2 separate regions of the Homo sapiens genome follow, and region 1 is linked to region 2. A link is an interaction called in ENCODE POLR2A ChIA-PET data of the cell type or tissue named here. Cell type or tissue: Caco-2. All regions are shown on one strand. Each heading gives the region's core, and the rest is flanking DNA. Links, peaks and the distances in the headings are about the cores only.

Region 1 (14,974 bases), core at 1-2,500, 680 kb after region 2:
CCCCAAGCACCCTCCCAAACCTTGTCTTCCCTCTTCTGTTGCATCCTTTCCCTACCCTTCCCTCCCAGGTGCTCGGTACTTTACCTAGTTTCTATATATCAGTGTTTTATGTTGGAATTTTTCCTTGTTTTTATTTTACTAGTTGGTAAACCCTGTTTATGCTGAAACAAATAAGGAAATGGTATATTTGACCATATGTGTTATTCATAGAAGACAGTATGATCAAATGTGCCAAAAACAAGCAAACAAAACTTAATTCCTGAGAAGTATGCCTTATTTTTATTGATCTGCTTTGTCTTACAATTAAGGTCCAAGAGCTTGGTTAAACTGTATTATTTGCCTAAGTATAAAAGAAAACTTGAACTGCATTGCAATATTGACGTTCTTTAAAATGAGAGACACTGTCAAGTAATTTAATCCAGAGATCAGCCACCAGATTTGAAATGCTTATGTATGTGTGTGTGTTTGGAGTTGTTTTTTTCTTTTAAATCACCAAATTTTTTTTAAGCTACTTTTTATTTGTGCCTCCTATTTATCATGCTGATGTTAGAAGCAGCAGTCATCCAGCCACAGAGGGAGCTAAAGTTAACTAACCAGAACTGTAGAAATCATTATACATGCCTTTGACAACAAAGGAAGTTCATAAGAAAAGCCATGTCGGCTTTTCCTCTACTAGATACAGATTGGAGGTAGATGAATATTTGCCAAATGGAAAAAAAGACAATGCTAGTCAGAAAAGACAAACTGTTTTCCAGCTTCTCAAAAAGCCATGGAGAGTAGAAACCAAAACCAACAGGGAAATAAAAAACCTTGAAAGTCTCACTTTCTAGTTGTCCCATGCAGGGGTTGAAATTTGATTCCAAGCGGAAAGTATATTATGTTTTTTCAGGCCTTCACATCTAGAGAGATGGATAACTTCCAATTTGATTTTTCAGGTAATAGAGAAAGCTGCTAGTAATTTTAACCCCTGCCTAAAGAAGACATATACTTCATTTGGGAGCAAATACTTATTGCCTTGAAAAGTAGCACTGTAATAGCCTATGATAATTAGTTGTAGAATAACCTTTATCCCTTTCAAACTATGCAAATTATTAAATAAGTGTAAATTAGGATTCAATTAAAGATAGTTGATTATATTGCAATCAGATGGCATTCACAAACTTAACTGGAGCATATACAAATATATTAGTCTAAGTTTTGTATGCTAACAGAAAGATATAATTTAGCTACCTATTCTAAAAATGGTGAATATTATTAATATTGTATAATAGGAGTGGGAAGACTGCCTCCTTTTTTGAAGAGAGAGATTAAGGATTTTTATAATTGTTTTTCATCAAATTTTAATATTTTTGTCAAATTTTTAGGTATTTAATTTGTAAAACAGTTTGCTTTGTACTGGCATACAGAAAATAGGGTATTGATTTTAAACTTTTTGAAGCCAAGTGATCAAGTACATTTGTAATAAAAGTCAATGGATCTATATCAGTTGTACTCACTGTTTTCATTTCTTATTAATATAGGGATGCTGTACTTTTTCTTAAGGAAAACTGAATTAAATTTGGGTGGAAGGGAGGGGGAAAAGATAAATCCGTTGATAATGAGAATCTGGGTGGGTATCATGGCCCAAGCACTTTATATCATTTTTTAAGTCAGTTAAGATTTGATATATTTTAAAAGATACTATGTCAACTTTTTTCTTCCTATTTTCTTATGTAACTTGACGTTTGGGGGGATTATCTCATTCATTTTTGTTTGTGTGCTTTTAACATTTTGTGTTTTGGCCCTGTTCAAACTTTCTAAACACATTTTTCTTTTATGACATTTTGGGTTATCTGCTAGACCTGGTGACCCCACCATATGGGCATGATTATTTTTATCTTCCACACATGGTTCACCTTCTTGTCTACAATATTCCCACTCATTTTTTCAGGTTATATATACACACACATTTCCAGATAATTTTAGAATGGGGCTATCTGAAATTGATGGTCTAGTAGCTTTCATAGCTCCACAATTCATTTTATTTTACATGTGAACATAATTTTAAGATTTTCTTCACCATAAAAAGTGAGATACCAAGTCTAATGACTTTTTTCCCTTTTTAAAATCTTTTGAGTATCAGAATGAGACCTTGCTATCTATGTAAAAGGATGCTAAAACAAGGGCATCTGTAGCAACTTAGGTTTGGAATAGTTGGTGATGACTCTGAGTATAACATTTATAGTTTATTATCCCTAAATTTGAATATCTTCATAATTTGGAGAGAGATGTATACACACACATACACATATATATGTATATATACATTGTGTGTGTGTATATGTATATAGATACACACATCTCCTTGAGAGTGGAATAAGTAGGAGAGATAATTTATTGGAATTGCTTACATAGATAAATTCACCAAAGTTATTTGTGTAGATTTGTTAAAGTGTATCAATTTTTAAATCACAATATTTCTGTTTTCTTCATTGCATATTAACCAAATTTTGGCCATTCATAAGTATGCTATAAAACTAAAGTGATCACTGCTATTCACGAATTATTATAGAATCTTCTTTGCAGATTTTGTGATATATTAAGAAAAGCTGATTTTAATATTAATATTTAAGAAGTTATTTGATCCTGAAAACCTAAATTTAAGGTATAGGCCATTTGACACGTCCTTTTTGAACAGAAATTTCATTACAGGCTAAGTGAAAATAAGCCAGAATTAGCATGAGTCAGGTAGAATTTCATGATAAAAGAACAACCAGATGAAATAAGAAATAATGATTGGTTTCAAGCCAATGAATCTGCTAAGCTAACTACCAAGTTTTGATGTTGAATGGTCCAGGCAATTTATGTCTTTAGGAAAGCTGAGTGTGGCAAAGGTCACTTGTTAACATTTTTCTTAACAAGAATGTCATAACTACTCATTCATTTTTATTTTGTCCCCACGTTTGGTATTTGTTTTGTTTTGTGTTTTTCCTTCCTGATGTCCTTTGCTTTTGTGGAAGATTGTCCTGTTGATAGGCAGAAACATGGTGGTGATCCTCTATGTAAAATATAGTTGCTTCTTACACATCAGAAGTATTTCACTCATTTTGGAATCACAGGATTTTCATGTTTTCATAAATACACACATTGTTTTGATAATTATTAGCAATTAGCTTATTTTGTAGCATTAGATGGAAAAATGTTTAAGCTAAAGAGTTTAATTTTCTTGATTTTGGTTCCACTTTAATAATTCAAGAGGCCTCCAAGTTCAAGGACCAAGTCCTTCTATTTTAGAATTGTGAAAAACATGGAAATACTCTTGTTAGTGTGTGTTTTGGTCTAAGGTAGATTATTAACACAGAAGGATCCTAGGAGGATTTAAGAAAATATGTCCTTATCGTGAAGTGGCAGTTAAAGTTATGGGACAGGTGAATTACCTATTCATCTTGACTAGCTCAAACAATGATAGCCATCAGCTAATGACTTATCAGACACATGTTGAGTTTGGGTCAAACTCCCATTCAGCTGGAGTGGATTGGCAATTTTAAATGCAGGTAGTTGGTGGTGGTACTTGACCTACCTCCTTACCATGTACATCTGGCATCTTCTCTCTCCTATCCTTTTTCTTTGTTTCTCTCTCCACTTTTACTCTTGCTGTAGGCCTACCAGTGGCACTCAAGCTTACTTCTTCAGAGAGAAGTAAAGAAATTTCTGACTCCTGCCTTAGAACATAGCTAACTGATGATCCAGAACAATTTCAGTATTATGAGGTAACTGGGCAGTTTTTTTCTGATTGCTATTTTCCCCATAGTCTTAAGCTGGCAGTTTGAAGGTATCTAAATTAATGTTAAGAAACTTGTGAACTGAAGAGAGTAAGAAGTATGTGTATTTTAGGTAAGTTACTGGGAACTGAGACTTACTGGTTTGGAAATTGGAGAGTAGGACGAGGAGAGCTGTTTAATGTGTTTGTGGATGGGGGTTTGAGAGGTATATAGAGAATGGTTTGGAAATAAAGTGAGAGGAATTTTTACTAGAGGTAGGAAAAGGTACTATGATGGAGTCCGAATGAGAGTTATTTGCTAAGGAAATGAAGTTGATCTTCACTAAGGAAGTTTCAATAAAGCCAGAGAAAATGGGTCCCTCATTGATTATGAGAAAGCTGTTAGTTACTATAGCTAGAGTTATGATAATGATCATGCATTATACAAGTCTGTTTTCATGTATAGGATGTCTGCTTTTCTGGGACAAATTAGCACAATTGTGGAATGACAGCTTTTCTGGTCAAGGCAAGTGGATGCTGGGGAGTTATTATTTTGAGGAAAAGAAAATTTCAAGCTTTTCACCATTATTCTTTTTAAACTATCAGAAATATTTATCACACATACTATCTATTTTCTTGGGCTCTTGTTACAATGTAGTTTACCTTTACTTTTCAAATGGTCCTTAGATCAAATTATTTGATTTTGTACTCCACAAAGACACATATTATTCCTTGCTTTTATAGAATTTTGAGACTTTGGCCCACACAAATTTCTTAGAAGACAATAAACCAGGTAAAAACACTAACTTGCAATTTTAGGTGTCTTTTTTATTTCTTTTACATTTGCATCCGTAGCAACCATTTAACCTTGTAGACCTTATGAGGCCCTCAATAATACTGTATTTCTAAAATTAGACAACATACCCCCCAAACTCATGTTTCTGTTTCCCTACTTTCTCTCTTACTTTAAAATTGTAGTATTCCCAAGAGTTCAGTGGTGGCAAATGTTAATAAAATAAGTTAGTACATTTTGGAGGTTCTTATATCCTTTGTAGGGTAAGCTGATAGTGTTTAGATTTCTGTTCCCATTATTCCAGTAGTGTTTTAAATTATTTAAGATAAATAATTACTGTAATGTTTGTTTTTAAGTTACATAATTCAAGTATGTTTGGATTAACTCTTTGTTGTCAAATTTAGTATGGATTTATTCCTGGTGATTTGGACAGATTACTTTGAAGTTTCATTTTACTCACATCTCTATATATTAGTGATAAAAATCTCTTTTAAAAATAGCAAAAAAGTGGTTCTGATTTTGTACTTTGAAGGTAATTTTTCTTTTTTACGAATGTCAGGTTCATTAACAATAGCAGGATTATTTTTACTATAGCTTATTTTGTAGAGTTGGCACTTTAGTATAATTTTCACATTTTATTGTGTCAGATTTTAAATTATAATAGTTATATACTATAACTCATTTAAGTCAATGCAAAGCCTTCTTAAATAGCCCCTCCCTTAGAAATTTGTTTAAAAAGAAGTGAATTCCCAAACCTGTGTCAAGAACTTGTGATTTAAATGACTGTGAGACAAGTCCTTGAAAGGCTTAAGTCTAGTCAGTGGAGATAAATGATAGCCCATTTCCATGCTGCATATAGTTGTTAGGGTTTATAAAGTTGTCAATGTGTAAAAGTGCAAAAGCAGGAAAGACTAAAGTTGCCTGTAAAATTTCTAGTTTTCATTATTTGCACTATTTATCTTTGCACTTGATTTTTTGAAAGTTAAGGCTAGTCACTTTCACTTTTGTTTCTAGTCTTTTCTAATTTCTTGCAGAATTGTGTTTTCAATATTCCACCCAAAGCAAAAATTATATGCAATTAAAAATATTTTATAAGGCCAAGAAAATATTTCTTAATGTTAGCTGTATAAAACAAAAATTTGTTCTGATAAAATTTTTAATATGGGCCTTTATTTGCCAATAAAATCCTTTGTAAATGTGAGCTTTATTAAACTGTTTAAATAGACAAAGTTAAAGCTTAGGATAGGGAATATATATGTATGTGTATATGAAATGATGTCTTCGAGTTTTAACTTCCAGCCTGAGATGGCCTAGATTTGGTGTGTTAGTTTGTTTCACTGAAGTCAGTGAGATAGGAGTCTAGCTGGGTACATGCTTAAAAAGCTGGAAGTGAAGTGGGTGGCAAGTGGCAGCTCCCTCTTTCATGTAGTTTTCCATAATGTTCATATAGTTTCCTTATGGTCTAAGTGTTACAACTGGTTTTCAAGTTGTTATATTGAATATTCCTTTTTGGAATTCAGGGTTGAATCACTTTGAGGGGGAAGGGAAGCAAGGGCAAGAGACTTTATTTTAACCAGATGCGGTCTTATGACCTCAAAGATGTGCTCTAGAAAGAAAATAACAAAAAGTGTACCTGTGAACATATTTTTTGTCTTGGTGATATTATGCAACACAGTGTTCAGAATTGCAAAAAAATTTAAAAATTGATAGTTTTATCAATGGAACAGAGAGATGTGTTTTTGGCTAAAATTATTTTTTGTAAGTTATTTGGTTATTTCATTTTATATTCCCTTTCCCATAGCTTTGTACACACCTCATACTTAAAACCAAGTGAGAGGCCTCTTTTCAGATCTGGTTTATTTTTGGAATGCCTGAGTGTGTTTCCAGATTGGGGGGGGAGAGGTGGTGTTTTACTTTTTGACATGCTCTTAGCATGTTTTGCTAGTCATTCTGGATCTTATGTTTGCAAATTCTGTTGAACATTCAGTGATGTATTTGAAATGAGAAAGTCCTTTATAACATAGTGTGAATGTTTGTGGCCAATTCAATTGTGGAATCTTATGGCTTTGTTTTTACTTTGGGTAGAAGTTTAACTTCCATTGTTCAGATTTTAGGTTTATCTAGTGAAATTGTGCCAGGTAGTTGTCTAAATATGGACCAATTTTGGGAAATGAAGATTAATAAGTGTATATTTGATTCTAGATAATCCTTTACTCAAAATCATAAGTTAAAGATTCACATCATTAAGAGTTATCTAACTTTTATGTTGTCAAATCTTTAAATGTGGATGATATTCAGCATTCTATCTATGAATTTCCTTTAGGAAAAGAGAAAAATTCAGTCTCCAAACCTTTTCTTGGAGACAAAATTTACCACATATCGAAAATGAAAAAAATTTAGAAAGCGATTTGATTATTTTTTAATGGAGTTTAACCAGCTTAATTAATGATTTTTCCAGTTTGAAGCACTTATTTTCCCAATGTGAATAAAGGGAAAAGATCAGCAATTTGTCCCTGGCCTTTTTCGAGGCCATTTTTAGTTTTCTGCCCCCATTTCCCAGTCCTGGTATAAAATGAATTACGGGTATCCCTCTAAGTCCCTATAACCCTTTTTGGGGGTCACAGATATCTTTGATAATCTGATGACAGTGTGATGGATCCTCTACCCAAGAAAAAAAAAATGCCCATCCCTGGATAATTTTGCATACAACTTCAGGGGCATCACACATCTTCTGAAACCCAAGTTAAAGATCTCTGCTCTAAGTAAATTGTAGAGAATTTTAGTGCAAATCGTTGATAAAATTAGGAACCAACTATTGGCTTAAAACCTTTCATATTGGAATTATTGTTAGATGGTGGCCCCTACTAGCAAAATGTGACATTGCAACCAGCTTCGTTAGACATTATAACAACCAGAGAGAAGGGAAAAAAGCAAAGTTCTGAAAGCTATTTATAAGGAGTCAGGGCATCTCTAGACATGGGAGCCTTCCTGGTTCAAGGCAGGGGTCAGGGTGCCTGACAATTTCTAGCAGGGTAGAGTTTGATAAACCACAATGCTCAGGATGCCAAGGGGTTAGCCATTATCTTAACCCCTTCCTCACCAAAAGATTTTAGTTTTGTCTGTTGGGAAACAAGATGTCACTAGGGAAAAAAAGATTTGCCTTACAACTTTGCTGGAACACATCAGTTTGGTGACGTTGGGACACTAGTGTTATTTTTGAGAAGGCGCATAAAACCAAAGTAAATTATTCTCTATGTAGAACATTTATTTACTAGTAACATTTGTTTGCGTGTATTCGCTTTGACAATTTTTACCAGTAAATATTGGTTTTATTTAAAACTGGGAATCCAGTTGATATATAGGATAGTTGATACATCTGTTCTTTCCCCCATGTAAAGCATAGTTAAAAGATTTATGCATACTTTTTACTTTTCTCTCTTAATGCCATGGGGTGGGGAGGGTGGGTGGGGGAAAGATTTTTGAGTCTACAACTGACAAAATGTCTTCTTCAAATTAAAAAAAATTGAGAAGCAGCACTTTAAGTCTAACTCTACACCATTTTATTGCATGTATTAGTTTTATTAATGATTTTTGGTGCATGCCTTTGGGCTTATTCAAAAGTGTACAATAGGAAAGTATATTTCCTTTCTTAGAAAGGAGATGTTTTCTACTTTGCAACATGTGATTACAAAAATCTTCCTCTGTGGGAAGATTAACCATGTATTGAACTACTGAAAAGTATATATTTTTAGATATACAGAAGGAATCTACATGGAGCAGCATTCAGACCTATATAGAAGTCATAGCATTCTGTATAGGACCAAAAAGGAAATAACATTAAACACTTAAACAGACGTTGTTGGGTAGAAATACCTTTAGATCTTGCATTTACTTCCAAAAAGAAAAAATGCCACAGAAGTTTGCTGAAAACTTTTGTCGTTTGAATTTTCTCTGTCAGTGTATTTAGCCCAAATACAACAGCTTTGGGTTAGCACACACATAAGAATCAAAAAAACAAAGCTCACTAAATAAATCAGTCTGGTTTGCCAATCCAGCTTGACTGAAATAAGTAAACCAATCACTTGCAACATGAAAAACTGTCCAACTCCTCTAAGGTTCTGACAAAATAACCTTGGCTGATGTGGGAAGACTCCCACTTTGATTACTGACCTGACAGTGAAGATTCATGCTTGACATGATTTCAGACTTGACAATGTCTGTTTAAGGAGCTATGGTACAGTTTGCTAATTCAATCCCAGATACCTGTTGATTACCTGTGAGATCTAGAGTCCAAAGTAGCCAGCAGCCATATCCCTGAGTGCTCTGTGCCCATCAGATATCTTAAAGTAAGCAGGGTTGGGACAGGTCACAGCTTGGATGATTGACCTCAGGTGCCGTAGACAGCCCCAGATTCAAGAATTGTATCTGCTTTCTTGGCAGTCGTCACTGAACTAATGTCCCATACTGTGTTACTTACTGTAGATGCTCTCTTTTAGAGGAGGCCCAGAGCACACATCCTAATCGCTAGCGGTACTCAGAGAGGGGGTGCTAACTCTGATGCCCTGGCCAAATTCCAGTTTAGGGATGTGGGTCTTCTTCTTGTCATTCTAATTGGAAATGTGCATCACTTCCCATTTTTCTTACTGATCTCAGTGCAAACTACACTAGTCTGTTTCTTTGCCCTGGTCTCAAGTCTCTAAGACGCTGGTGTGTATTATGTGGGCTAAGTTCATGTGTTATCCTAAGGCACAAGAGTTGAGGAATGGGTGAGCTTGGTGTCAGAGCACTGTGTGGTTGGAGGGTGGACTCTTGTGATGCTGTGGGGATGAAATTGGCCCTCTTTTAGCATAAGTTGGGGAGTGTGCACTGGCTGGAGGCTTCCAGAGGCTTCCAGCCATGAGGTGTGAGCTGAAACCAATTTTTCCTCTTTCCTTATAGCATGTTGAGAAAATCTGTTGGGTTTTCAGCAGTCAGGGAAGGCCGGAGTTCTGCTTTAATCTGGGTAACTGAGGCTAATATGAGCAAGACTTTGGTTAATTAACTGGGTTCTCAGATGCCACAGACTCCGTGAGAAGTCACCATTATTTTCAATGGTTGTGATAGAATTTCCCCCAGTAGCCATTATTTTAAGATTATATTGCAGAGTTGCTTTATTTTGAGCTTTTTGTGTATACACAATCCCAAACTGGAAGAAATTTTAAAAAAAGGAATCCTGCTGTGAAAGGTATATATTACTCTAGATTTTTCTTACTGTAAATATTGTAAGATTGTAATACTGTCGATATTTTATTAACCAACAAATGTTAATCTATGTGAAATCAGACTTATTTTAAATGTGCTTCTTATTTACTGTGTGTGGTCCCTGTTGCTGACAGTATTAAGTTATATTCTGATGTAAGATTAACTTTATTAAAGAATGTAAACATTAATGTTTCCTTATGGGAAAACAAATAAAGTATAAAGAAGACAATTCTTTTCATTGAAATATACTGTGTATTTACACTTGCTAGACCCAGCACCACTTATAAATTTAGTACACTGTTCAGAATTTTAGTTAACACAGCTGACATGGTTGTGCTCTGTTTGAAAGTCTAAGAATAGGTATTGTTGGAATATACAGTTTGTATTTGTCTGCTGTGAATCATAATCTTGAAATTTCTAATCAAGTTTGTAAAATTTTTATAGTGAAACATTTTAATGACAATTTAAAAATTTATCTTCTCTAAAGAATGGTCAAAACAATATCCTTTCAGAAATAGAATTGTTCTTTAATATCTTTCCAAAATGACTTTGGTTAAATGGACCAGATGTATATTAGTTAAAATTTAGGACTAAGTTGTTGATATTCTTTGAGTTTACAAGTTAATCCTTATTGGAGATGTGCCAATATACAGTTAGAATATCATTAATTTGCACTGTTTGGGGACCCCATTTAAGAATGCTGAATTTTGCCAACTAAGAAGTAAGCAAATGCAATTTAAAAAGTAAATTTGAGCATTCTGTATTAAATATGTGCAGTTATTATCACATGAAGAAACGCAGTGTGTCGGGCTGTAATATTACCATATTTGCTGTCATGTTCTCCCATCTCAGTGCTGGGAAATCACCATGTGGAAACCAAGCAAACGTGTTGTGCATCAGCCGGCTTGAGTTTGTTCAATATCAAAGCTGAAAACTAGCGAGGTCTGCTGTACTGCTTATTGAAGTATTGTGATTATTTTAGGCATTGATTCTTACAAAATATATACTGTAACAGTATACTTTGTACAGATTTAAATTTTATTTGAAAAAATGAAATAAAGTAGGCAAAAAAATAAAGATGTTTATTTTTCATGTGACTGTATAATCAGATCAGTCTTTTGTTTCAGTGCTTTTTGGGGGAAGGGGTCTGGTTGCGATCTTGGATTTTTTTTTTTTTTGATAGGTGGAAACTTTTTAGGACTCAGTAGCAGGTATACTTATGCTTATGAATTGGCTGCAAGCATTAAGTGTGCTCTCATACTAGAGAACTCTATCTTCTATTTTATTTTAAGGTAGGTTTGCTTATTTTTAAAAATGTTATGTGAATGGCCTCCCTATCCTGGCATACTGGGTCATTTAAAAAATTCTCTGGTGGTATGACAGTGAACCTAGCCATCATGTTGAAGAGAAGGGAAACCTTTTCCCAAAGATCATGCTCCATTCTCATGGAAGGTTTTTTGTTTTCTGTCAGTTACAATAAAAAAAATGTAATTATCATGGATACATACTAGTTATACATACTTATGGGGTACATGTAACATTTTGAAACAAGCGTACAATGTACTGATTAAATCAGGATGATTGGGGTATCCATCACCTGAAGTATGTATAATTTCTTCGTTTTAGGAACATTCTAATTCCACTCTTAGTTATTTGAAATATATAATAAATTATTTTTAATAGTTGCCCTATTGTGCTGTTGAACACTTAGAAAATAGAGGTTGCGGTTTAAAATCTCTTTCAAAACTGTTTTTCTAGTGAGTGGAATGGCAGACAGTGAATGAAGCTACCAATAAAAACAAGACACAGGAGCCATCCCTCAGGATAGTTTCAATGGGGCCTTCTAGAAAAGTAGATTATCTGACCAACAAGAACCACCCATTTTGACCTCTAACTTAAAAACCAACAAAGGCCTCAGAAGCCTCAGGTATATATTTTCCTCAACCTTTTTAAGTAGAGTTTGAAGTTTTATTTGTAGCTTTCTCCTTTTATTTTATCTTTTTTTTATGTTTTCACTTACCTTCAGGCTGGATATGAGGAATGCCTGGAGCAAGTAGTTCTCCAAGATACCTGGCAAAAATCACACTATGAAAAATCTCTCAATTTACTTAAGTATATACGACAGCAGTTATATTCTAAAACTTGATGCATGTCCATAGGCCATCTCAAGTTCACATTACTGCAGTTCCAGGCTTCTCTGGGGGAATCCCAAGAGAGTTCATTATGAGTATTGTTTTGTTGTTTTCTTGCTAAAAAGGCCCTCCTTGGCTGGGCATGGTGGCTGAGACCTGTAATACCAGCACTTTGGGAGGCCTAGGTGGGCGGATCACTGGAGGTCAGGAGTTGACCAGCTTGGCCAACATGGTGAAACCCCGTCTCTACTAAAAAATACAAAAATTAGCTGGACGGTAGTGCACACCTCTAGTCCCAGCTACTTGGGAGGGTGAGGCATGAGAATTGCTTGAACCTGGGAGTTAGACATTGCAGTGAGCCGAGATTGCACCACTGCACTCCAGCCTGGGTGACAGAGCGAAACTCTGTCTCAAAAAAGAAAAAATAAGTAAATAAAATAAAAAGGCGCTACTTTGGAGTGAACAGAAGGATGAACTAGCTTCCACATATGACAACCACCAACTTCAATAAAAATAATGGAGAAACTTTGCTTTCTGAAAACTGAAAGCTGAGAGTGCCACTGTTGTAGAGAGGTAGGTGGGATGCCTAAGAAACTTCAGTTTCCCTAAGTTCTAGGGTGCCTCTGATTTGGGGGGTACACACAGAAGACAGGTGGCTACTTCCTGAAGAAGAGACCAGATTCTGCTCTCTTCTCTGCAGAGATCAGATAAATCCTTGGGTCCCTGTCCGAGAGAAGGACTCAAGCACAGGAGGTTGTGGTGGAAATTCCAGCCATGATTTACTCCCAGCAAGTATAAGGGAGTGAAAAGTCAGGAGTCAGGCCCTTCATCTTTTAAAGACTCCGAAAGGACCATGATTAAATATGCCCAATGGTCAGTTGGACAGCAAGAGGCCCCGAGGTGAGGTCCTACTGAAGGGCTACAGGAGGAGCATCCCAGACAGCCAGGTCGGAACTACACGGCAATGCTGGTAGGGCCATGGGGAGCCCCTCAAGAAAGGAACCCAGCATGCTCAAACAGAACTATTTGTCATTTTTCTTCAGTCTTTCTTTTCTAAGATGTAATTGGTGGTCTCTTCCTACATCCACCTCCAATGGATGTTAACTTTCATTTAACCATGTGGTATATCATTTATTTTGGTATTTTGCATGGCTTTTAGAAATCCTTTGTTCCTAGTCTCAGTAACAATTTATTTCTAAGCAGTCAGGACTGTTTTATCTTGGGTACTGAGTTTTGGAAGAGGTCCTGCTCTTTCAGGACGAGAGGAAAGAGAGTTCTCTTTTCAGTGTTTGCCTCCTAGGTCACCTCAGGGCCGGCACACACCTCCACTGTTCTCACTTCAGCAACCCCACCCCACCCCCGCCCTGCCTTCTAGAACTTCAGGAGGAGGAGCCACAGTTTTTCCCCTGAAACTGGGGATTCTACCTAAATATTGCAAATCTTCAGAGTGTTTCCAATGACATTGATACAATTTTCCTACCAATATTGATTTTCATTCACTTCGATTTCCTCACATCAGGCTATTTGGCACTTAGGTTGGCAGTGAGAAAATGTCACAAAACAGACTCACTGAATGTTGCAAGGCTTAAAAGAATAGGATATCATTACCTTACAGCCAGCAGGGGTGTCTAGTTAACCCCACCATCGTAGGCATCCTGGCTCTCCCTGCATGCTCATCTCACACCTCAGACCTCTGTCAGCCTTCTGTGGAGACTAGCAGTAGCTGTAACATAGCTCCACTTTCTGTTTCTGGCAGTGTCACTTAGAGTGGGTCTGTACTGCCACTATCCCAAATTTCTTCATGCTCACCACACTTTATTTTTTAAACATTGAGTGCTTAAATATTCAAGGCACCAAACTAAGCATTTTACCTGTGTTATTTTACTTCATTCTTACTATAACTCTATGAAATAGGCACTATTATTACCCTCAATTTATAGATGAGGATACTAAGGCACAGAACGATTAAATGACATGCATAGAACTCCACAGTCAGGATTCAGGTCCAGGTAGGATGATGGCAAAGCACATCCACAGTCTCAATCACTCTAATATGTTGCCTTCTCTATGAAGTTGCCTCCTCATCCCTTAATTTGTAGGGTCTCCCTGACTTTGACTTTGCCCCACCTAAGGATATATGTAGCTGAGTGTCAAAGCTAACGTTACGTGGAGCAAAGGAGGATTCTTCTGCATAGCTCAAAAGCCACACTTCCTGTTTCAGAGGTTGATTCATGAATGAATCCACATTTTCATTTCCCCCTCCCCTTTCATGGGGAATGACTTACTCAGAGCAGGTCTGAAGGAAGCTGGCAGATGGCCCTACCAGGCCTCTCTCCACTGCTCTTGCTTAAAGTAAGCACAGCCCTGAGTACTATTCCTGCCTCTTCCCGCCCTTACCACAATGACCTGATCAAAGGGTTCTGTGAATGAGGCTCTTGAATTCTGTCTAGTTGAGTTGATTTCCTTCCTATGCCCAGCTTCTATCCCTTAGCAGACACCCTTTCTTCCTTAGAGCAGGCCTCCTAACTGAGCCCATGTGGCTTCAGACACAAGTTCAACAAGTATCAGGAGATAGTCTCTAGGAGAGGATCTGGGTCTGCCCAGATTCTCAAAACCTCACTGTTCACCAACAATTGGTGCAGCAATTGGATCAGCCAGAGAAAGCCATGTAGTTTTCAGCTCAGTTTTGCTTGGGCTTTTAAGTTTCTGGAGGCATTTTCCTGCACCCTATAAAATGCTATTTCCCAGATGTTTCCTGACCTCAAGGAGAGGTCCAGAGTCTGTAATTCTCCAGGGGCTTCTTCCAAAAATAAAATCTCAAGTTCCTTGGGACTTAGGGGTAGTTTCAAGGGCTATGGCATCTGTTGGAACTCCTGTCTGAAAAGGAAAGATCATAATTTGAACTTGAACTCTTCGTGGTTTTTGGTATCCTCTAAAGCAGTGGTTCTCAAAGTGTAGCCCCTGGGCCAAGCATCCCCTTACATTCTTGGGTCCCACTCCAAACCTACTGAATTAGAACCTCTAGGGCTGGGCCTCAGCATCCATATTGTAACAAGCCCTCCACGTGAT
Region 2 (13,426 bases), core at 1,174-3,673:
AGAAGCAGGGTAGTCAGTTCATGTTATACCCTAATATTCCACTTCTATTCAGTCTTCCCTCTGAGGTCAAGAAGCTAGTATGCCTCAATTATCATCATCATCATCATTATCATCAGTCAATACTTACATAGCACATCCAGGCACTCTTCTAAGCACTTTCCATAAAATCACTCATTTAATCTCACCACATGCTCACCTTTGTACCCCAAGCAGCTGTTCCTCACTATACGTGGAGTTCCCCTCACCCTGCCGGGTCTGAGTCCACTCATTCTCAGACTTCTTTTCCTTTTGTGCCTTCATGCAGTTACAGCAGCCACAGGGGTCATGACTCTCAGGAGGTGTGTCTTCTGGGTATTTGTTTCTTCTAACTGCGTCAATGTAAGCTGCAAACAACAGCCCCTCCATTAGGTCTCCATCTGACCCTGAAAATCAACTTTGCAACCTGCCTTTCCTCTCTGGGAGGCTGCTCGTAAGCATGAGAAGGTAAGCATGATGGCCAGGGCTAGAGGCGTCATGCTGACTTTTAAGCACTCATACAAAGCTGAATAAACATGTTTCTCTGTGGTCCGTGGTCAGAAGAGACACTGCTCGTAAAATAGTATTTTTTGTTGCAGTGCCTCCCACCCCTAAAATTTAAAGTAGAGAGGAGTTCAATTCTTTTACACTAACAATTATAGAACTAATATATACCAAGGAACTTGGCTAGAAGATCAAGAGGGCGGATGGGTAAGATCTACTCCTGACCACAAAGAGGTTAGTTTAATGCAAGCTTGTCCAACCCGCGGCCCACAGGTGGCATGTGGCCCAGCACGGCTTTGAGCTCAATACAAATTCGTAAACTTTCTTAGAACATTATGAGGGCCGGGCGCGGTGGCTCACGCCTGTAATCCCAGCACTTTGGGAGGCCAAGGCGGGCGGATCACGAGGTCAGGAGATCGAGACCATCCTGGCTAACACCGTGAAACTCCGTCTCTACTAAAAATACAACAAATTAGCCGGGCGTGGTGGCAGGCGCCTGTAGTCCCAGCTACTCGGGAGGCTGAGGCAGGAGAATGGCGTGAACCCGGGAGGCGGAGGTTGCAGTGAGCCGAGATCGCGCTACTGCACTCCAGCCTGGGTGATAGAGCGAGACTCCGTCTCAAAAAAAAAAAAAAGAACATTATGAGATTTTTTTTTGCAATTTTTTTAAAGTTCATTAGCTGTCATCAGTTAGTTATTTAGTCGTCAGTTAGTGTATTTTATGTGTGGCCCAAGACAATTCTTCTTCCAATGTGGTCCAGGGAAGCCAAAAGATTGGATACCCCTGGTTTAAAGGGAGAAGATTCAATAACAACACCTGCAGAATGTAAAGAGGGTCATAAGCAATACAGTCAAAAGGGGCAGAGCACTCATGTCTTCTCTGGAGGACCTGAGAAAGGCTTTAACAACATCTTTCTTCCGCTTAACATCCCTCAGCTACCTCCACCCACTGCTCCTGGACAGTCTTCCTCTAAGTCGGCCTGGCTAACTCCGACGCATCCTTCTTGTCACCATTTGTAACACTTTCTGCAAGAAACCTCCCTTGACAGCCAGTCTGCGTTAGGTACCTTGTAAGTGTGCTCTCCAAATCCCTGACCTTGCTGTGTAGCCCAGGCGTTTTGTATTATTCGCCCGTTTTGTAATTGGCTGTTCAGTCGTCAAACTCTCTCAGTGGGCTGCGAGTTTTGTGAGCTAAGGGACCCATGTCAGTCAAATCCCCACTGCAGAATCAGCATTAGGCGGGGCACACAATAGGTATTGGATCAATATTTTTTGCCTGACTGTAGGGTGGAAAAGGCTGGTCCTGATGCCGGCTGGAGCGACATGATCAAACAGGGACTGAAGGTCAGGTGGCCCAGTTAGGCGAAAGATAAGGGCCAGGTTAGCAAGCTGCGGAGAGACCGCAGCACCCCACGGGCCCTCCAGTCACCTTGGCATGGGCGGGGCCTGACAGCTGCGGGCCCTGGGCGGGGCACGGGCGGGGGCGGGGCTGGGGGCCGGAGGCAACAAGTCGTCACCGGTGACTCTGGGCTCGCGGTCGGTCCCCAGCTTCCCTACCCCATCCGCAACCCTACTCAGGCTCAGCATCTTTTCACAGGCCTCTATCCATCACCTCAGACCCAGGATCTCAGCCCTTGTGCGTCTTCAGGATCCTCATCCCTGATCTCTCCCGAAGGCCGCCCTATCCCTCCTTCAGGCGGGGACCTAGTACCTTCCGTCCAGCGCTCCCCGCTGCCCAGAGTCGCCGCCATATCGGTTCCCAATCAGCAGGTCCGCCGAGCCTCCCCCGTGCCCGAGGCTGAAAGAGAAGGGGGCGCGGAGCGCGGGGCACGCTGGTCATTGTAGTCCAGTCCATATGAGCTCCCGGGGCACTGGACTACAACTCCCGGCAGGCTCTGCGCCAGAGGCCGTGGGAGACGCAGAGAAGTGCTCGACCTTCGTCAGGAGATCTGTGGAAGAGTGCTGCTGCCAGCTGCCAGCTGCCTGCAGCACGGCTCTTGGCTTTTCCTCATTTGTAGAGTTGGGATAGTGGCTTCGGCCCTGCCTAACCCTAGGGACATCCAAGGAGGGGCGACTGAAGTCCTGCCTGGAAAGGGCTTCGCAAACTATAGGCTAGAGGGTGACAGTATGACTATTATGCTCCTCAGGGATGTCTTTTTGAAGCATACGCTAATGCCTGTTCTGTGCAGTCAGTGGTAGGCCCTGGAGATTCAGAGATGGGTTTTGGGGATGCGGAACCCAGCCTTTGGAAGCTTGAGTCAGGAAAATAGAAAAGTGATGTAGATTTATGGGGTTGGAGGGCAATCTCAGTATGTCCCTACTGCCCCAGCTCCTCAGGCACTGGACATCAGAGGGTATCGGGGTGGAGAAAGAAGACATGGAAAGGTATTGGGGCCGGCATGAAGAGCCTCCATCTTTGCTGTTCCTGTCCTTCCTCCAACCCATCCTACTCCAACACCCCTCTGACACTTTTCTCCTCTCTTCCAGTCTAGTTATCTCTTTAGCCCATTCGTTTCTTTTCTGAAGGACCAGACATTGAGATTAGTAAAAAGGAAATGAGGAAATAAATATTCTTGCTGTTCCTCATCCAGGTATGGATGGAACCTAGCAAAGAATAAAAGCAACACTTTCTTCATAGGTGGATGGCTACAGTTCATCCCCAAACAAAAAATTACCCAGAATTAACTGAGGTCTTACCCAAGAAGACCAAATCAATCATGATATCAACTAGCACCTACTTAGGCAGTTGGGGAGAGATGTATATTCCTGGACATAAACTTGGAAGGGTAAAAGCACCAAAGGGCATGCAGTTCCAGCCCTTGCCTACAGTCATGGCCCTGGCATCACTGACATTATGCCCACTTAAGAACTCAGAGAACGGCCGGGCGCGGTGGCTTATGCCTGTAATCCCAACACTTTGGGAGGCCGCGGCAGGCGGATCGCGAGGTCAGGAGATCGAGACCATTCTGACCAACATGGTGAAACCCCGTCTCTACCAAAAATACAAAAATTAGCTGGGCATGGTGGCGTGTGCCTGTAGTCCCAGCTGCTCGGGAGGGAGGCTGAGGCAGGAGAATCGCTTGAACCCAGGGGGCGGAGGTTGTAGTGAGCCAAGATCGCGTCACTGCACTCCAGCCTGGGTGACAGAGTGAGACTCTGTCTCAGAAAAAAAACAAAAAACAAAACTCAGATAACAAGGCCTTTCAAGTGGAAAAAGCACTGGTCTAGAAGTTGTATAGGTGTTATATTAATAGCTGGGGTTTTGCCACAAATCATTGCGTGATCCTGAACATCTCCTTTTTCCTTCTTCTTTGGCCTCAGTCTCATCACCTATAAAACGAGAAGGTTGGATTCAATTAGTAGTTTTGTTTGTTTGCTTTTTGAGACAGAGTCTTACTCTGTCGCCAGGCTGGAGTGTAGTGGCATAATCTCGGCTCACTGCAACCTCTGACTCCCTGGTTCAAGCGATTCTCCTGCATCAGCCTCCCGAGTAGCCGGGACTACAGTCGCACGCCACCATGCCCAGCTAATTTTTGTATTTTTGGTAGAGACGGGATTTCACTATGTTGGCCAAGATGGCCTCAATCTCCTGACCTTGTGATCTGCCCGCCTCAGCCTCCCAAAGTGGTGTGATTACAGGCGTGAGCCACCGCACCCGGCCTCAATTAGCGGTTTTTAAATTGAGGAATCCTTAAGGCTTAATGTGCAGATGTCTCTGGAATCTTCTATTGAGGAGTGGGAGCGGGGAGGAAGGCATAGCAGGGAAGGCACTAGCACCTCACCCTTCTTCAATCAAAGAAGCTCTGTTTTTTTCTGTTTTGTATTTTGTGGTCTACTAAAGGAAAGAAAACCTACATGTTTGAAAACTACCAAACCAGTTGACCACTAAAGGCTTGTGTCATTTGTAATATCAGTTTCTCCTGGAGCACTTAAAGTCAGTGTTCTTCCCTCATCCCCACCCCCATAAGCACTGAGAAAGTAACAGTTGTCTAGAAATTTGGTCATTTTCACTTAATTTAGGAGGAGGAATTTAGCATAGTGGTTAAAAAATCTGCATAGGATTGCCGTAGGATATAGTAAGATAATGCTTGCAAAGCTTTTAGCACCTCATCTGGCATGTAGTATGTGTTTAATAAATGCTGACCACTGTTATAGACTGGCTCAGAGGAAGAGAAACCATTTTTTATAGTTTGACATTGTAAATTAGGAGCAAAGGGGTATATATGGGGTATATCATAAGGTCCTGGATATAACTAACTGGACCCCATTCCTGTCTATCTGGCAATCATTACCTGCAAATAAGACAAGAAGCAAAACACTACCAAAAAGGGCTGGGAAGTTGCTTGTCCATGTACCCTAACCCCTGAATCCAGCCACTAAAACTGGTGATTTTCTCCCTTTCAGAAACAGAAGAAGATGGCAAAAGTGAACTAGTATGAGAAGGTTTTGGGTCATCCTAAATCCAATGAATTATGGATGTCCTTAAACTTGAGAGGCAAAGGAGGCCCCAGAACCATGAGATGAGTCAAAAGCTCAGCTCTAGGACACTGGACCTATGACCAGCTAACTAATCCACGGAGCAGTGTACTCACAGAAAGCTGGATCCTGAAGGTCCTTCTTGTGCTCTGCAGCTGAGGGAACTGATCAGGGACATCCATCAGGTGGTTGAATATAAAAAGGAAGTTCTTCTGGTTTGGGGAGGCTAGACCGCCTGCTCTAGAAGATGGACAGCTGAGGGTGGGATAGACCTTGGAGTCCAGGGGCACAGGGAAAAGGTCTGGAGGTACTACCTGGAGATGTTAGAATACCATGAAGTCAGAGGTGTTTGGCTGAGAGTGGGCTGTTAGAGCACTGTAGGGGTTAACTGGATTGAGAGGAGCAACTATGAATTATGAGACTATCTAGGAGCAGAGCCTAGGTTCAAGAGTATTGGACAAGATTTGGGAAGCTGGGGCCTCTTCCCAAATCTTAGCTGCTGTCTGGTAGCTAAGCATCCTCTCTCCTCATGCTCTGAAACCTTACATCCCCTTCTTTTCCAGACTTCTTTTCATTTACTTCTAGAACAGTAACAAAAATGGTTTAGCATTATGACCTTCTCAAATATTGCCAAGTATCCACATGTATTCTTCAGTTTGTTTACACCTCAACTAACACTTCTGGATGAATTTTTTTTTTATGATCGCATCACTTGGACTAACGCGAAACTCTAAAGCTCAACATTAAGAATACTTCTGTGACAGTTTTTGCTTAAACTCATCAACTAGTCAGCAAAAATAATCCTCACTGTAAAGTTCAATTTCTGTGTTTTGTAAAAGAGGAAGCTGTGGGCCCAAAGAGTATAGGATGGAGATGCCAGTCGAAAAGGACCCACAGGAAAAGTGAGAGGGTAACTGGGAAGGAGATAAGGGAAGAGAAATTGGGGTCTCCAAGGCAGTTCTCAAAGAGAAGGAGGTAGATGTGGAAAGAAGTTTGACGAAGAGAGAAAGGAGGACATCCACAAACCCAGGAAAAGACTGGTGGACAGAATCACACAGTGTTTTCCAGCACATTCAAATTTAATAGAGTAGTACTAGCTGGGCTTGGGGAAATTGTGTGCCAGAACTAGGTCAAGGGGGCCTGCAATGATCCTTCATCTGCTAAACCATTTTACCTTAGGGCCAGCCTCAGATTTCTCTCAGTTTTCTCCACTTACTTTATTTTTTTGAGACAGGGTCTTATTCTGTTACACGGGCTGGAGTGCAGTGGCGCTATCACAACTCACTGTAGCCTTGATCTCTTGGGCTCAAGCGATCCTCCCACCTCAGCCTCCTGAGTAGCTGGGACCACAGGCACATGCCACTATGCCCACTATGCCTGGCTTTTTTTTTGTTTGTTTTTAAGATATGGGATCTCACTATATTACCCAGGCTGGTCTGGAACTCCTGGGTTCAAGCAATCCTGCCCCCGGGGACTTCCCAAGTGTTGGGATTAAGGCGCCTCCACTTACTTACATGTTGAACTGTAATGGATTCTTGCTGGTGATACTGAGGTCTGTCCTGTGCCCTATATGATTGAGATGCTGCCCCATCCAGCCCTAGAAGAAAGAAGCTGAGTAAATGATCCTCCTGTCCCACTGGGCCTGTGTGTCTGTGCTGGTTTATTGGTTGCCCTCCCATAGGATGAGGGAAAAAATGAGAGAAGGACATTCTGCAGCTAGCCCCCAATCCCCGCCACCTGTTCCTGTTTAAGGACCACGTAGTCCTGTGTGAGAAAAGGGAGGAAGTCATCTTGTAAACAATCATCATCCTGTTGTCTAGACATGAAGGAAGAGATAGGGTTTCAAGGAAGCTGCAAGGGCTGCAGAAGGCTGCACTCAGATTTCCTGTCAGAGGTGGCATCTTGGATTTGCATAAATAGTAGGCTCCTCCAGGAGAAACCTCTCTATTAGAGTTTGCTCCAGAGCAGAATTCAGCATTTAATTCATCCTCAACCCCTTCCCAAAGGATAGAGTTACTTAGCAACAGGAAAATCCACATGGCTTATGTGGTACTGCGGTGTCAGTGTCAGGGTAAAAGCCTTTCAATCTCAAAGATTATTAATACCAGTTGTCTCCCTCTTCCCCCACATATAAATACCTTATGACTAACAGCTTATATACGCAGGTCATTGCCCAGAGTCAGAGGAAAATGTGTGGTTTTATAATGAAGATGACAGCTGAGTTACTTAGAATGAAGCCCCATGTCCTTGACCTGATTAGTCCAGTATGATGAGCAGCTGTACTCAGTGCCCATGGCAGGCAGAATAACAACAGCACAAACAGAATCCTAGACATTGTTATGTCACCTGAGGGGTTCCATCCCAATGGTGGATGTTGGACCAGAAGTGGCTACTAAGTCATGTGCTGTTGGCTGTGAGATTTAAATCAAATATATATGAATTATTTAAAAAATACTAGCCAAGGCCGGGCATGGTGGCTCACACCTGTAATCCCACAACTTTGGAAGGCTGAGGTGGCCGGATCACCTGAGGTCAGGAGTTCGACACCAGCCTGCCCAATATGGTGAAATCCCATCTCTACTAAAAATACAAAATTAGCCAGGCGTGGTGGTGGGTACCTGTAATCCCAGCTACTCAGGAGGCTGAGGCAGGAGAATCACTTGAACCTGGGAGGCAGAGGTTGCAGCGAGTGGAGATCGTGCCATTGCACTCCAGCCTGGCAACAAGTGTGAAACTCCACCTCAAAAAACAAAAAACAAAAAACAAACAACTAACCAGGTGTGATGGCTCACACCTATAATCCCAGCACTTCGGGAGGCTGAGGGGGGAGGATGTCTTGAGCCCAGTAGTTTGTAACCAGCCTGAGCAACGTAGCAGGACCTCATTTCTACAAAAAATTTAAATAAATTAGCCGGTTGTGGTGGCACACGTCTATAGTCCCAGCTACTTGGGAGGCTGAGGCAGAAGGATCATTTGAGCCCAGGAGTTTGATGTTGCAGTGAGCTATCATTGTGCCATGCCACTGCACTCCAGCCTGGGAGGCAGAGCCAGACCCTGTCTTCTCTCCCCTCAAAAAATACTGCAGTATTGCTTTCGTAGGTTAGGTACCCCACAAAATAGACTCTGAGACGCTGAGATTTGCATACTAAAGGTTTCTTAGTGAGCACCCCTGGAACAACAGCTATGAGGAGTAAGGGAAGTAGGAATGGGGGCAAAGGAATTGAGGCAAGGGGTCCAGGTCTTCATTCCCACTCTTAGCCCCCATCAGCCAATCATCAACCAGCCAACAATCCCACAGCTGGGGAACAAGCGCCTTGATCCTGAAGTGGGACCTGGGTGCTGGTGCCCTACTCCAAGCTGTCTGCTACAATTGCTCACTTCCCAAGTATCTCCATGTTTATTATCCCATTTTACCTAGCCACTAGCCTGTGAGGTAGCCAGGGCCAGGTAGGGCGCATTCTTCCCTGTTAATACACAGGAGAAATGGAACTCCTGAGAATGTGAAAGGCTTGTCCAGAGCTGCCTGCAACTTGTCTCTGGCTCTCACCCAGAGTGATCTCTACTTAGCACATTGTATTCATTTTTTCCTACGTCCAGAGTCTATAGAACTGTGGAATGTAAGAATGAGAAAAGATAGTGAAGGCCAAGTCGTCCAGCCAGCTCACTTTAAAACCCGCCAGGCATGGTGGCTCATGCCTGTAATCCTAGCACTTTGGGAAGTCAGGGCAAGAGGATCACTTGAGCTCAGGAGTTTGAGACTGGCCTGGCCAACACGGCAAGAGCTTGTCTCTACAAAAAATTTTTAAAAATTAGCTAGGTGCAGTGGCTCATGCCAAGAGTCCCAGTTACTTAGAAGGCTGAGGTAGGATTGGTTGAGCTCAGGAACTCAAGGCTGCAGTGAGCCACGATTGTACCACTGCACTCCAGCAGTGGTACAAAAAAAAAAAAAAAGTAAAGATATAAGAGAACAGGCTTGGAGGAGGGGGACAATTGCACCCAAAGTCTGTGGCAGAGCCCAATCTTATGATCAGATTTCCTTCACCCAAGAGCCAGTTTAGATTACCTAGGAAGTGCTGGGCACAGTGTGTCATGCAGGAGCTACAGACATGGGCAGGTTACAGGCCCTGTCCTAGGGGATTTTAGAATACAGTAAGTTCTCTTCTCTTCTCCTTTTCTTTTTTTCCTTCCTTCCTTCCTTCCCTTCCTCCCTTCCTCCCTCCCTTCCTCCCTTTTTCTTTCTTTCCCTCTCTTTCTTTCCTTTTCTTTCTTTCTCCTTCCTTCCTTCCTTCCTTCCTTTTCTTTCTTTCTTTCTTTCTTTCTTTCTTTCTTTCTTTCTTTCTTTCTTTCTTTCTTTCTTTCTTTCTTTCTTTCTTTCTTTCTTTCTTTCTCTTTTCTCTTCCTTTGTTTTCTTTCTTTCACATCTTACCCTGTCACCCAGGCTGGAGGAGAGTGGTGCAATCAACCATGGCTCACTGCAGCCTCTACCTCCCAGAAGCAAGTGATCCCCAGCCTCCTGAGTAGCTGGGACCACAGGTATGTGCCACCACACCCTGCTAATTTTTGTATTTTTTTGTACAGACAAGGGCTTGCCATGTTGCCCAGCCTGGTTGATATGGTTTGGTTCTGTGTCTCCACCAAAATCTCATCTTGAATTGTAATCCCCATAACCCCCAAATGTCGAGGGAGGGATCAGGTGGGTGGTGATTGGATAAAGGGAGTGGTTTCCTCCATGCTGTTCTCATGGTAGTGAGTGAGTTCTCATGAGATCTGATAGTTTTATACGGCAGTTTTTCCTGATCTTGCTCACTCTCTCTCCTGTTGCCTTGTGAAGAAGGTGCCTGCTTCCCCTTCCATCATGATTGTAAGTTTCCTGAGGCCTCCCCAGCCATGCAGAACTGAGTCTACTAAACCTCTTTCCTTATAATTACCCAGTATTTCTTTATAGCAGTGTGAAAATGGTCTAATACACTTGTCTTGAACTCCTGCCTCAAGCGATCCTCTGGAACCTTGGCCTCCCAGAGTGCTGGGATTACAGGCATGTGCCACTACGCCCTGCTCACTCGGTTTCTACAGTCTCATTTTAATAATTTTAATGAGACAGAGGGGATGAAACTTGTTGTTCTAGCCTGTCTCTCTCATCACCTTGAGAAGTCTGAATCAGGAAAAAATAGCATATTGTTGCTTCAGAATGAGTAAGCTGTGTTCTCCCTATGTTCCAAATTGCCAATTAAGTTAAATACTCCCGAAAGACACACATGGATGACTCCTCCCTTGATTTTCCCCAAGATTCATTTCCAGACTAGTGTCATGGTAAACATGACTAAGACTAAGAAAGCAGACACCTCCTTTCTTTTCCTCCTTCTCTTTAAATGACTTTCCAGTACTTCTACAATCTTTTATTCTATATTTGGACACAAGATAACTGTTGTATGGGGTAAAGTGGGTGGGGTTTGTGTTGATGAAGTCACAGACCTATCTTCACCGCAAACCTTCCCAGGGTTCATCCCATAGCTAAGACCAAAGTGATGCATGTCTACCCAGGGGCAGGCAGAGGACATTTGCCCTTTTCTCATTCACCTCTCCCCAAGAGGTGACTTAGGAACTTCCCTAAGAAGTTTCCTAGTCAAAACTTCTTTCTTGGTGACGACTGGTCACTGTTTACAGCCCCTTGTTTCTCTCCTCTATTGGAGTGGTTAGTCAGTCGCCTCAACCCTACTAATAAAAATAAACCAGGTGATACTCTGGTTTCTCTTCAGATCATATAAATCTTTCACCTTTTACTAAAGATTCCTGTGGAGAGTTTTTGAGTTTTTAGCTAATTTTTTGAGCCTTTGCTTTAGCAAGGCTAGTATAAAGAAGAAGAAGAAGGGGGCGAGGGGGAAACAATGGCTGGGTGTGGTGGGTCACACCTGTAATCCCAGCAGTTTGGGAGGCCGAGGCGGGTGGATCACTTGAGGTCAGGAGTTCGAGACCAACATGACCAACATGGTAAAACCCTGTTGCTACTAAAAAAATACAAAAATTAGCCAGGCATGATGGCACACGCCTGTAGCTCCAGCTATTTAGGAGGCTGAACCAGGAGAACCACTTGAACCCTCGGGAGGCAGAGGTTGTGGTGAGCCAAGATCACGCCACTGCACTCCAGCCTGGGAGACAGAGTGAGACTCCATCTCAAGAAAAAAAAACAAAAGCAACAACAACAAAACCCAGGTGAACTTGATAAAACCTGACACAAAGTCCCTTCTATCGACCATCCAAGTTTCTCAAAGAGCTGCCCATAGGGGCAGAAACCTGCATGTATGTCTGTTCTAGGAAACAAGGCCCAAAAGCTGCTAGAACATACTGTTAAGAAATGTGCATGGGAGCATAGACCTTAAAAGTAATTAGACTGCAGGCTAGAAAATAATTTTAATGCAAAGTAGAAAGTATCAATCCACCTCATCACTTTCCTTGCTCTCTCTCTGTCACCTCCTCTTTCCTGTGGCTCTGAGGAGGTGGGAGAAGCAGGCAGTATTTCCACAGCAGCTGTCCATACAGGAAAGAGTCTCCCCTGTTGGTAGCTTGCTCCCAGATCTGGGGCAATGCTAGTGTCCTTTAGATCTAGAAGCAGACATGAAACAATAAAATAATTTACATGTGGTTCATTGCCTCTACTAATTCCATCTCTTCCTCCTTGTAGTCACAGGGCAGCTGCATCATCCTTGGACTCATGGGGACCCAAAGTTGCTTTTAAAGAACCTGCAAAATAAATGCATAATGGGGAAGGGTGAACTTTTTAGGATTGGCAGGGTACAGAAGAGGGGAGAAAAGCCAGAGTCTTTGAAAGTATCTCCTTTCTGGCCTGAAAGTAGGAGGAGGAAGGGAAAGGTGAATTTGGGGAAGGAAGGCAGGAAACAGAAAAATGTACCTTCTCTGCTGAGAGACTTTGTTTGCCATTATTCATGTTGATGTTCTTCATGGAGATAAGGGTGATGCTGTCTTTCTCTCCATTGGCTGTGGAGCAGCTGGGGGAGGAAGGGGGTCTGGGTTAAAGAGAGGAGGAGGGCAGGGCAATGGGGAGTCAAGGAACTGTGAGGTTGTTGAGCCTTAGACCTTTGTCTCAAAAAATCTATATTTTGGTGGTGGATCATGATGAAATGCGAGTGTGCTTTGAAGACCGAAAGACTGCATTTATTTATTTATTTAGAGATGGAGTCTCGCTCTGTCGCCCAGGCTGGAGTGCAATGGTGCAATCTCAGTTCACTGCAACCTCCACCTCTCGGGTTCAAGCGATTCTCCTGCCTCAGCCTCCTGAGTAGCTGGGATTACAAGCACGTGCCACCATGCCCGGCTAATTTTTGTATTTTTTAGTAGAGACAGGATTTTACCATGTTGGCCAGGCTGGTCTTGAATGCCTGACCTCAAATGATCCAGCCATCTTGGCCTCCCGAAGTGCTGGGATTACAGGTGTGAGCCACTGCACCTGGCCAAGACTTGCATTTAAATTTTGGTTTTACTACCTACTACTTGTTTGATCTTTACCAAGTTACAACCTCTATTAAAGCCTCAATTTTATTTTTTTAGTTTTTATTGAGAGGGTCTTGCTCTGTCACCCAGACTGGAGTGCTGTGGCACGATCACAGCTCACTGCAGCCTTGACCCCCTGAGCTCACACAATCTACCTGCCTCAGCGTCCCAAAGTACTGAGATTACAGGTGTGAGCCATCGCATCCGCTAAAGCCTCAATTTTTTTTTTTTCCCCTTGAAACGGAGTCTTGCTCTGTCACCCAGGCTGGAGTGCAGTGGCACCATCTCAGCTCACTGCAACCTCCGCCTCTGGGTTCAAGCAATTCTCCTGCCTCAGCTTCCCGAGTAGCTGGGATTATAGGCACCTGCCACCGTGCCCAGCTAATTTTTGTATTTTTAGTAGAGACTGGGTTTCAACATTTTGACCAGGCTGGTCTTGAACTCCTGACCTCGTGATCCACCCACCTTGGCCTCCCAAAGTGCTGAGATTACAGGCATGAGCCACCGCGCCTGGCCTAAAGCCTCAATTTTTAAAATGTATAATGGAGTAATGTCTCGGCTTACACCTATAATCCCAGCATTTTGGGAGGCTGAGGCAGAAGGATCACTTGAGACCAGGAGTTTGAGACCAGCCTGGCCAACATAGTGACATCTTATATCTATTAAAAAAATTAAAAATTAGCTGGGCATGGTGGCACATGCCTGTAGTCCCAGCTACTTGACAGGCTGAGGTGGGAGGATCATTTGAGCCCTGTTGGCATCACTGCACTCCAGCCTGGGCAACAGAGCAAGCCTGTCCCTTAAAAAAAAAAAAAAAAAGGCTGGGCATGGTGGCTCATGCCTGTAATCCCAGCGCTTTGGGAGGCTGAGGTGGGTGGATCACAAGGTCAGGAGTTCGAGACCAGCCTGGTCAACATGGTGAAAC

What was found. ChIA-PET counts read pairs that join two places held together with the same protein. Peaks named below come from ENCODE experiments on the same cell type or tissue, not always from the same donor. Only the 100,000 strongest peaks of a DNase experiment are listed, where the experiment ranks them.
Region 1: POLR2A ChIA-PET joins it to region 2 with 5 read pairs; 3 of 35 experiments call an interaction of 5 or more read pairs at or near these places.

What each region holds. Positions count from the first base shown.
Region 1 is chr5:140,117,935-140,132,908 of GRCh38, forward strand. PURA (purine rich element binding protein A) reads left to right here. Exons shown (of 1, transcript NM_005859.5): 1 at 1-7,685. IGIP (IgA inducing protein) reads left to right here and starts at 8,003. Exons shown (of 1, transcript NM_001007189.2): 1 at 8,003-11,458. The coding sequence starts at 10,543. The coding sequence ends at 10,704. In Caco-2, for the core only: no CTCF peak of the experiment used is centred there; no DNase peak of the experiment used is centred there.
Region 2 is chr5:139,437,176-139,450,601 of GRCh38, forward strand. DNAJC18 (DnaJ heat shock protein family (Hsp40) member C18) reads right to left here and starts at 2,350. Exons shown (of 8, transcript NM_152686.4): 1 at 2,231-2,350; 2 at 197-383. The coding sequence starts at 2,270. ECSCR (endothelial cell surface expressed chemotaxis and apoptosis regulator) reads right to left here. Exons shown (of 10, transcript NM_001077693.4): 9 at 11,903-11,999; 10 at 11,385-11,733. The coding sequence ends at 11,725. It also overlaps the pseudogene RNU5B-4P. RefSeq lists enhancers at 420-920, 2,221-2,720, 10,294-10,373 and a silencer at 1,908-2,017. In Caco-2, for the core only: no CTCF peak of the experiment used is centred there; DNase peaks (open chromatin) are centred at 1,986 and 2,376; H3K4me3 peaks cover 1,321 bases.